Regions from separate parts of the Homo sapiens genome. Here region 1 is linked to region 2. The links are chromatin loops, found by intact Hi-C in ENCODE. Cell type or tissue: endothelial cell of umbilical vein. All regions are shown on one strand.

Evidence for each region. A loop is a pair of places that touch in the nucleus more often than their neighbours do. Peaks named below come from ENCODE experiments on the same cell type or tissue, not always from the same donor. Only the 100,000 strongest peaks of a DNase experiment are listed, where the experiment ranks them.
Region 1: it touches region 2 in a loop (7-fold over the local background); 10 of 110 quality-filtered maps call a loop at or near these places.

Annotation. Positions count from the first base shown.
Region 1 is chr1:197,354,454-197,359,453 of GRCh38, forward strand. It overlaps CRB1 (crumbs cell polarity complex component 1), which reads left to right. Exons shown (of 12, transcript NM_201253.3): 5 at 2,378-2,560. Among named protein-coding and RNA genes, the nearest start is that of CRB1, 89 kb to the left of the region's middle. In endothelial cell of umbilical vein, a CTCF peak has its summit at 2,675 (motif pointing left); a DNase peak (open chromatin) is centred at 2,668.
Region 2 is chr1:196,825,189-196,830,188 of GRCh38, forward strand. It overlaps CFHR1 (complement factor H related 1), which reads left to right. Exons shown (of 6, transcript NM_002113.3): 2 at 289-483; 3 at 1,641-1,817; 4 at 2,882-3,058. Among named protein-coding and RNA genes, the nearest start is that of CFHR1, 8.0 kb to the left of the region's middle. In endothelial cell of umbilical vein, no CTCF peak of the experiment used is centred here; a DNase peak (open chromatin) is centred at 2,893; H3K27me3 peaks cover 166 bases.

The DNA of each region.
Region 1 (5,000 bases), 530 kb after region 2:
TGATGTTCGGACGTGTTCAGAGTTTCTTCTTTCTGGTGGGTTCGTGGTCTTACTGGCTTCAAGAGTGAAGCCGCAGACCTTTGCAGTGAGTGTTACAACTCTTAAGATGGCACGTCTGGCCGCGTCTGGAGAGTTGTTTATTCCTCCTGGAGGGTTCGTGGTCTTGTTGGTCTCAGGAGTGAAGCTGCAGACCTTCATGGTGAGTGCTACAGCTCATAAAGTCAGTGTGGACCCAAACAGTGGGCAACAGCAAGAGTTATTTCAACAAGCAAAAGCACAAAGCCTCCACAGTGTACAACATGACCTCAGCACGTTGCCACTGCTGGCTCCAGCAGCCTGCTTTTATTCCCTTATCTGCCCCCCGCCCCCCCACCCCCCCCCCCCGCCCACCCCCCCCCCCCCGCCCACCCACCCACATCCTGCTGATTGGTCCATTTTACAGCGAGCCAATTGGTCTGTTTTACAGAGAGCTGATTGGTCCATTTTGACAGAGCACTGATTGGTGCATTTTCAAACCTCGAGCTAGACACAGAGTGCTGATTGGTGTATTTACAATCCCTTAGCCATAAAGATTCTCCAAGTCCCACTAGATTAGCTAGATACAGAGTGCCTATTGTTGCATCCACAAACCTTGAGCTAGACACAGGGTGCTGATTGATGTGTTTACAAACCTTAAGCTAGACACAGAGTGCTGGTTGGTGTATTTACAATCCCTTAGCTAGACATAAATATTCTTCAAGTCCCCACCAGATTAGCTAGATACAGAGTGCCCATTGGGCATCCACAAACCTTGAGCTAGACACAGGGTGCTGATTGGTGCATCCACAATCCCTTAGCTAGACATAATCCGTACTAGACTCAGGAGCCCAGCTAGCTTCAGCTAGTGGATCCCACGCAGGGGCCGCAGGTGGAGCTGCCCGCCAGTCCCGCGCAGTGCGCTGGCACTCCTCAGCCCTTGGGCGGTTGATGGGACCCGGCGCCGCGGAGCAGGGGGTGGTGCTCATCCTGGAAGCTGGGGCTGCTCAGGAGCCCTGGGGGATTGCGGGGGGCTCAGGCATGGCGGGCTGCAGGTTCCGAGCCCTGTCCTGAGGGGAGGCAGCTGAGGCCTGGCGAGAATTCCAGAGCAGCACTGGTGTGCTGGCACTGCTGGGGGCTCCTGCGTACCCTCCACAGCTGCTGGCCCGGGTGCTAAGCCCCTCAATGCCGTGGGCAGCGGCGCCCACCGGCCGCTCTGAGTTTTGGGCCGGCAAGCCCACGCCCACCCAGAACTCACGCAGCCCCGCAAGCGCCCGTGCAGCCTCGGTTCCCACACACATCTGTCCCTCCACACCTCCCCGCAGGCTGAGGGAGCCGACTCCATTCTCGGCCAGCCCATAGAGGGGCTCCCACAATGCAACGGTGGGCTGAAGGGCTCCTCAAGCGTGGCCAGAGTGGGTGCCCAGGCCCAGGAGGCGCCCAGAGCGAGCGAGGGCTGCGAGGGCTGCCAGCACACTGTCACCTCTCATAATGATATTAATTGCAACATCACAATAGCAAAAATGTACATAAAACAAAGGTTAAACTGTAAGACAATGGTTAAGGCATGGCACATCTATATTCTGAAATACTTGGCAGTAGTTATAAATTGTGAGTTAGATCTATATTACTAACATGGCTAGACTGTGCAAGGGAGTGAATAAAGCAAGTTGCTAAAGAATGCAGATAATACAGTTCCAGTTATGTTAAAACAGTCACATACACTAAAACTGTATGTATTTCTTACAGTTGCTCGTATTTATAAAAGCAAAGAAAAAGTTCAAGTAGAGAACTTTCATTGATATTTAATGTTTTAATTATCTATAAAGTGACAAATCATGTTTTACTGTTCTTATTCCTGGTCCTAATAAAATAATCCAGCTAAGTCCATGCAAATTTAAAACAACCTCTTATTCTGTTTCATTGAATGCTATGAAATAAGGATTTACCTTTACTTTGAGTTTTAAGAGAATTTAGTTTGGTTTTGTGGATATTTGCTGACTTTTCAGCTATTGAAATATTTTTAAATACAAATTCACAAATGAGTATTTGAAAAATTGGAGGCTTTCATTAAAATGTTCAGGTTAAATCCAGGTTATCCTGACATCTAATTTTATTTCAAGTCTTATTAATCAAATTTTTCTTTAAAATTTTTTGGTCAAAATTATTTAAGTGATTTTACTGATACTAGTACTTGTTTCCACTAAGCCTCCTCTTACCAGATTCCCCTTACCAGCTCCTTGAGGGCAGGCACATCAACTTGCTAAATCAATGCCAGTATAGCAGTCAACCTCCTTTTAGGCAAATGCTCTATAATTCAACACCTTTGACTTAGCAGCTTCTCTGAATTTTCATCATGCAGGATACACAGGTGCCCAGTGTGAGATCGACCTCAATGAATGCAATAGTAACCCCTGCCAGTCCAATGGGGAATGTGTGGAGCTGTCCTCAGAGAAACAATATGGACGCATCACTGGACTGCCTTCTTCTTTCAGCTACCATGAAGCCTCAGGTTATGTCTGTATCTGTCAGCCTGGATTCACAGGTGAGGCCAAGGAGATGGGATATGACTTGACTTTCTGGTATTTTATGGCAGACCATGGCTTTAACCAAATGGTGTATTAGCAGGAAGAGCTGTACTGTGTAAACTCTGCTGCTGTGGTGCAAAGGGTCCCCCTTGTGGGCATGAAAAGTATCTTGTTTCACATTTCAGAATTCCTCAAATCACGAGAGAAATATTAAAGAGGGATAAAGGAGGAATGAAAGGGATGACATTTTTATATGCTATACTGGGAACTGGAGTGCATCTCAAGTTCTTTACGTTACACACAGAAAATGTTGAAATTTTTATGCTATCAAATTTGATAATGATGTTAAATTTTATGTTATTCAAATTTGCTAGAAAAGTTATTGTACTTATATTTACACTGGGAAAAATGACCTAGTCTCAAGTAATCTTCCTCAACGATTCTGTAGCTAAAGTCATTCCACATATCAAATTTAAATTACTCTTTTTTTTTCACAACTTGCTTACCTAAAACCCAGAGGAAATTTGCATGTATGTTATCCAATGAACAGTTTTGTATTGTCTGCTTTCTGTTCTGAAAATTTTCAGAATTATTGAGGCATTCCCCAATTCATTAATGGCTAGCAATTTACCTACAATTGCATTGATATCACTGAGAAAACCAATTACAATCTAGATCTCTATCATATTTCTTTCTCAATAGATTAAGTGATGCCTCTGGAAAATATATCAGTTGTTGTTGAGGATTTCTGAGAAAAGTAAATGAGAAATAAGAAAAGAAGGGGGTGTCTATTTACACTTAGGATTCTCTTTCAATGTTTCAGTTTTGAAATTTAATGGTCTTTGATTTGTGGCAGTGTTTGCTGCAAGGTCGATAAAAAAAATGTTTATTTCCTTATTCACTGACCTTTCAAGGAGAACATACAGTAAAAAAATTCCCCAGGTGTCAATATCAGGAAAGTGGTATTTTCCCTGAACAACTTCTATCATGCATGCTTTCCACCCTAGTTTAAAAAATGCATCCAAATAAATCTTGATGTGACTCAACTGATTAAATGCATGAAATAAATCTTGTAATATATAATATTTCCCAATTATGTAAGCTGCTAGAAATAAATATGAGATCTGCAAACATACAGGTCTTTCTGAAATATATTTGTGTATTTACCTCACCTCTGGGGATATTTAAATTTCCTGTTTCTGTTTCTTACTATTGCCTCTTTTCAAAAATTTGTTTCTAAATTATTTGATTTTGGTCTAGTGTATGCATTTTCGTCAGCTACTTTATATTTTTCTTGGAATAAGGTGAAGGCATTATAAATTATTTTTTAAATATTGGTTTTAGGGTCATAAAGGGGTGATTCTGTGAAAGTCAAAGGACATTGCTAATATTACCTCATCAAATAAAAGGAAATGGGTGACCCCTTGAATCTGCAGATCTAAAAGGAGAGACAGTAGAATGTTCCAGAAAAGTGTTGGGCTTGATTTCTGAAGAGCTGCCAGGAATGACTATATGAGTTAAGATGTCCTGACTGCCCCAAATCTCTGTGGCTTAATGCAATGGTTTATGTTTTACTCATGTGAATTCCAAAACTGGGTTCCCATCATCAGTTGTCCTACAAATGGCAATTCAGGGTCACAGGCTCCTCTATGTTTTTCCCCCGCTTCAAAATGTTACTTCCAAATTTGCTGTGCTCTTATGAAGCAAGCTACTGGAGAAGGAAAGAAAATGGAGTGTGACACCTGCAGATTTTATGGGCCAACCACTACAAGTAATGAATATCTCTTTTACCCACATATTACTGGTCAAATGTAATCATGTAACTACATTTAATTGCAGAAAAGACGAGAAAATCTAGTCTTTCTGTGTACCTAAAATAAAGAGAAAATAAGTTTTGCAAACAGATAACCAATTTGACACAATAGCTAGAACTGGTACACTGGGGATACGAACCTAGATCTTCTGATTCTAAGTTTATCCTCCTGCCTACTATGTCACATATTTTTATGTCTACACGTTTTTCTATATTTTGTTTTTAAATAACTTTTTAAATGATAATAGTATATTTATGTGCAGTTTTAAGAAATACAGGGAGGCCCATGTATGCTTTACCTAATTTTCCCAATAGTACCATGTTGCAAAACTATAGTTCAGCTATCAGACTTGCATATTGACATTGACAAAGTCCACATCCAGAACAATTATCATCACAAGGATGCCACCTCTCTCCTTCCCTGCCTCCTCATCCCTTATCCCTGGCAAATACTAATCTGTTCTGCACTTGTATAATTTTGTCATTCCAAGAATGTTATATAAATGGAATCATGCAATATGTAAAGTTTTAGAATAAGAGTTTTTTTTTTTTTCCACTCAGCATCATTCTTTGGAGATTTATTGAGGTTGTGTGTATCAATAGTTTGTTCCTTTTCATTGCTAAGTAAAATTCGATGGTATGTA
Region 2 (5,000 bases):
AATTGTTGTGTGTGGGTTTTATTCTTGAAGACAATGCAGGAGAGTTCATATTTCATATCACTCCAAAATATAAATTTTATATTCATTAACAATTACCTCCTCAAATAGTCATGTACTCCTAGTTAGTGATGCTTTTCATTCCTAATTTGTACACTGGAAAGCATTTAAGCTAAAGGCATTTAAGCTAAATGAAAGAAAAACACTATAAGTGAGATGATTAAAATATAATCTAGTGATTTATTTATGTAACTTATTATGTAATTCTTCAGTTTTATGTTATTTTCCCAGCAACATTTTGTGATTTTCCAAAAATAAACCATGGAATTCTATATGATGAAGAAAAATATAAGCCATTTTCCCAGGTTCCTACAGGGGAAGTTTTCTATTACTCCTGTGAATATAATTTTGTGTCTCCTTCAAAATCATTTTGGACTCGCATAACATGCACAGAAGAAGGATGGTCACCAACACCAAAGTGTCTCAGTGAGTAAATGCTCTGTTCATTAAATGGATGTCATTCAGTGAATAGAGAAGGATATGCCAGACAAGATCATAAGGTCTTGATAATCACAGGGACAGTGACCAAAGAAGCTGGAAAGATGGGAGATGTAGTCCCCCTATTTTGAGATGCCTCCTATAAGAATCAATGAAGAATAAATATGTCAACTGTCTTGTGTTACCTGGAAATGCTCTACGTGTTGAAATATATTAATTTTTTTAAACTGATCTTTAATATATTTGACTGCTAATATTTCTTTACTAATATTCATTTCGCAGCAGCCTGATCAAAGTTTTCCTTTTAAATGTCATTTTTATACATATTCTGTTTTGAATTTACCATTCTTTAGCATATTGAAAGGAGGTTTAGCATTTTCACTTTTATATTTCAATAAATAATTTCTTTGGTCCTTCACAGTGTAGCTATATTAATTCTCCAATAAATGTAGAGAGCAGACTCCAATGATAACAGGTGTATTAAAAGAAAAAAAAATTGGGAGACAGATACATGAGGCAACAAAGGAGATAGCAATGATCTTTCTCCTAAGAAACATTTATGAGAGTTAAGAGAGAAATAGATATATGAAGAGGTTCTTTTGTCCCTAAAAGGTTGACAAACATAAAATATTTCATTATAAAAACCATAGAGCAAGAAAATGAAATATTTTCTTCTATATATACATATAAAAGAACCAAAAATATGTTTCATCATATATATAGTAGCATGAGTTAACTTCTTTTGAAAGTGTTTATATTTGATTTCAGCTTTGAAAGCTTTCCTTTTTAATTTTTTTTGTTCGTTTGTTTGTTTTGTTTTGTTTTTGAGCCATCTCAACTCACTGCTACCTCTGCCTTCTAGATTCAAGTGATTCTCCTGTCTCAGCCTCCAGAGTAGCTGGAATTATAAGTGCGCACCACTATGCCCGCTAATTTTTGTATTTTTACTAGAAACAGGGTTTCACCATGTTGGCCAGGCAGGTCTCGAACTCCTGGCCTCAAGTGATCCACTCGCCTCAGCCTCCCAAAGCGCAGAGATTACCAGAGTGAGCCACTTCACCCGGTTTATTAAAATATTTTAAAATGCAGTTGTACTTTTTCTTTGCTACTTCCATCTTGTACATTAATCCGTTTTTGGTCCTTAGGACTGTGTTTCTTTCCTTTTGTGGAAAATGGTCATTCTGAATCTTCAGGACAAACACATCTGGAAGGTGATACTGTGCAAATTATTTGCAACACAGGATACAGACTTCAAAACAATGAGAACAACATTTCATGTGTAGAACGGGGCTGGTCCACCCCTCCCAAATGCAGGTCCACTGGTAAGTACAATGCTGTTCTCTCATATGCTGTTATCTATTATAAAGTTTGAGAGAAATAAATCTTTTTTACAGGTTAAATATAGGTTTTGCCACATACTTTTATCTTTATTCATTTGATTTTCAGTTCCAATTGTGTCCAAGTGGATGTTGAATAACATAGTTTGCCTACCTATATAAATCAAATGTTCTCAAAGTGTGGTCGCTAAACCGGTAGCATCATCATCTCCTTGGAGATTGTTTGAAATGAAAATACAATTCCATAAGCTCATTCTAGACACACGGAATCAAAAATGTCGAAATAGAACCCTGAATCTGTTTTACCAACCCCTCCAGGGAATTCTATGCACACTTCTGTGTGAGAAGCATTGCTATAGTCTATTATCACTACACATGGACCTGAAACTCTCTGATGAATTTTGCATTGTTCAGCATAGTATCCTTAATCATTGGCAATTAAATTATCTGAAGTTATTTTTATTATTATAGACTTATTTTCTTTTATTTTTCCACATCTCCAATTTAGATCCTTTGATTAACCATTCTTCTTCTCTACTAACTTGGGTAATTTTCAAAATGTGTTTTTAAATCTTTGCTTATTCACTAAGAAAATGCCTATTTGTGTTTATTTTTAAGAGGCTAAAATGTATAAGCAGGATGATTGCAAACAAAAATCTGGTATCACATAATCTATTTATGCTGACTTTTTGCATTTTATAAATTAATGTTAAATAAATAGAACTGGTAATATTTGTTTACTCAAACTCAAAGAGAGATATCCAGGAAAACTTTCGTTTACACTGGCTTCCAGAAGGGAAAAATAAAGGTCTATCAGTGTTCTAGCGAAGGATGAAGAAGAAATTTAAAACATCAAAGCTTGTACCTGACAAAAAATAGTTTCATGTCTTTTCTTCAATATTACATTTAAATTTATTAAAATCAACAAAATATTTGATGAGATTGTCTACTTATTTTAAATTCGTCTTGAAACATATTTGTAACTGTATTAGTTGATTTGCTACTCAAAATGAACACTAGGTGGAACCACTTCTTTTTTTTCTACTCAGACACTTCCTGTGTGAATCCGCCCACAGTACAAAATGCTCATATACTGTCGAGACAGATGAGTAAATATCCATCTGGTGAGAGAGTACGTTATGAATGTAGGAGCCCTTATGAAATGTTTGGGGATGAAGAAGTGATGTGTTTAAATGGAAACTGGACAGAACCACCTCAATGCAAAGGTAGAGTATTATATTTCTTTTAACATTTTGGGGGAGTATAGCAGGGTTAAAATATGTTGATTTAAACAAAATGAAGTCATTTTTATTAATAGATTTTTCAAATGCAAATAAAATGATTGATGGTGCTTAAAATTCAATTCTTCCTGTGAACAGAACACAAGTAATAGGGTGTATTATTTTTGAGAAAGATTCGACCAAATTAAAAGAGTTGGAACCTGAAAAACAATACTTTTTAAGCATCACAACACTTAGTTCCTTCTCAGGAATACGTGTAATAAAAGATACATTATGTGCATTTGACAGCCATAAGTGATGTGCATTCTAAGATATGGAATAGGCAGTTGAAGAGAGATCATAGACTGTGATATAAATGTGGGCATCTTCAGTATATGGATTATATTTAAAGGTGTGTGACTGACTGTATTTATAAAAAGAAGTCCGAGCACATAGTCCTGGGTCATTCTAATAAATAGAGATGGAGTAAGGGAAACCAGAAAAGGAAATTGTATCTTACTTACCTTTATGTTTTAAAATTAATGTTGTCCTGTGTTTTTTTTTTTTTTTCACTATTTTACTTAGACTCTACCTATGTTTATTATTGAAGTGAGTTTTTGTAGACAGCATATAGTTGGGTCATGTTTACATATCCATTCATCCTTTCATGGCCTGTTAACTGGTGCACTTGGACCAATTACACTTAACATAATTATTGATATATAGGACTTAAACCTCTGTCATTTATTTGTTTCTGTCTGTTCCCTCTGGGTTTCAGTCCTATTTCCCTATTCCTCCATTCCCTGTAGGGAAAATTATTAAGGAGATTAATTTTGATTCATATGTATTGTTTTCCATTGTATCTCTTTGCATAGCTTTTCTTCTCCTTTTAAAAAGTTGTTGCTCTAGCTAATACTATATATATGTAATAATATATTACTGTCTACTGGCACTGACATTTAAATCAACAACTGGAATATGGAAAGCTTACTTTCATGTAGATCCATTTATACTCTCCACATTGTAAGTATAAATGCCAGTCGTATTTTCTCTGCATGCATTGAGCACCATATTAAACTCATTTGCTTCAAATATCAAACATAATTGAAAAAACTTATGAGGAAAAAGATATCGTGTTATATTGACTCCTCTTTTTATCCATTATATCGTTCTATTTTTTCAGGATCCTGAAGTCTCAAGCTCTTTCTTTTATCTGTTTTATTTTAATTTGAAGAATTCCTTTAGTTATCTTTAGGCATAGGTCTACTGGAGACAAATTCTCTTGGTTTCCCTTTCTCTGAGAATGTCTATATTTACCCCTTTACTTGTAAAAGATCGTGTCACTGGATATCAAATTTGGAGTTGACAGTTCTTTGAACACTTGAAAACTGTGCCACATGGTTATAGATGAAAAACTTACCATCATTTGAATTGTTGATCCCCTCAAGGAAAAGCATAGTTTTTGTCTAGTTGCTTTCAAGGTATTTTTTTCTTTTTTTAAAGTAGTTTTATTTTAATGTATATTGGTATAAATTCCAATGTTTTTATCCTCTTTGGAGTTCACTCAGCTTCTTAAATATAAGTTTATGCCTTATTGTCAAAATGGGAAGTTTTCAGGTATCCTTTTATTTATTCATTTTTCCAGCCCAATATCCTTTCTCTTCTTTTTCTGCATCTGCATTATTTGTTGTTGTATTTTTCTGAATGTCTCAGTTCAGTTTTTTGTTTTCAGTCTATTTTCAGAGTGGGTAATTTATATTGCTGTATGTTCAAGTTCATGGATTTATTTGTCTGTCAGCTCCCCATGTATTATTAAGTATATTCAGTGTTTTTAAAAAATTTTTATCATACTTTTCCATTTTATAATTCCTACGGGATTTTTAAGAACCATCATCAATTTCAAAACCCGTGTCCTCTTAGTGTTACTCCAAAGAATGTTGAATATGAA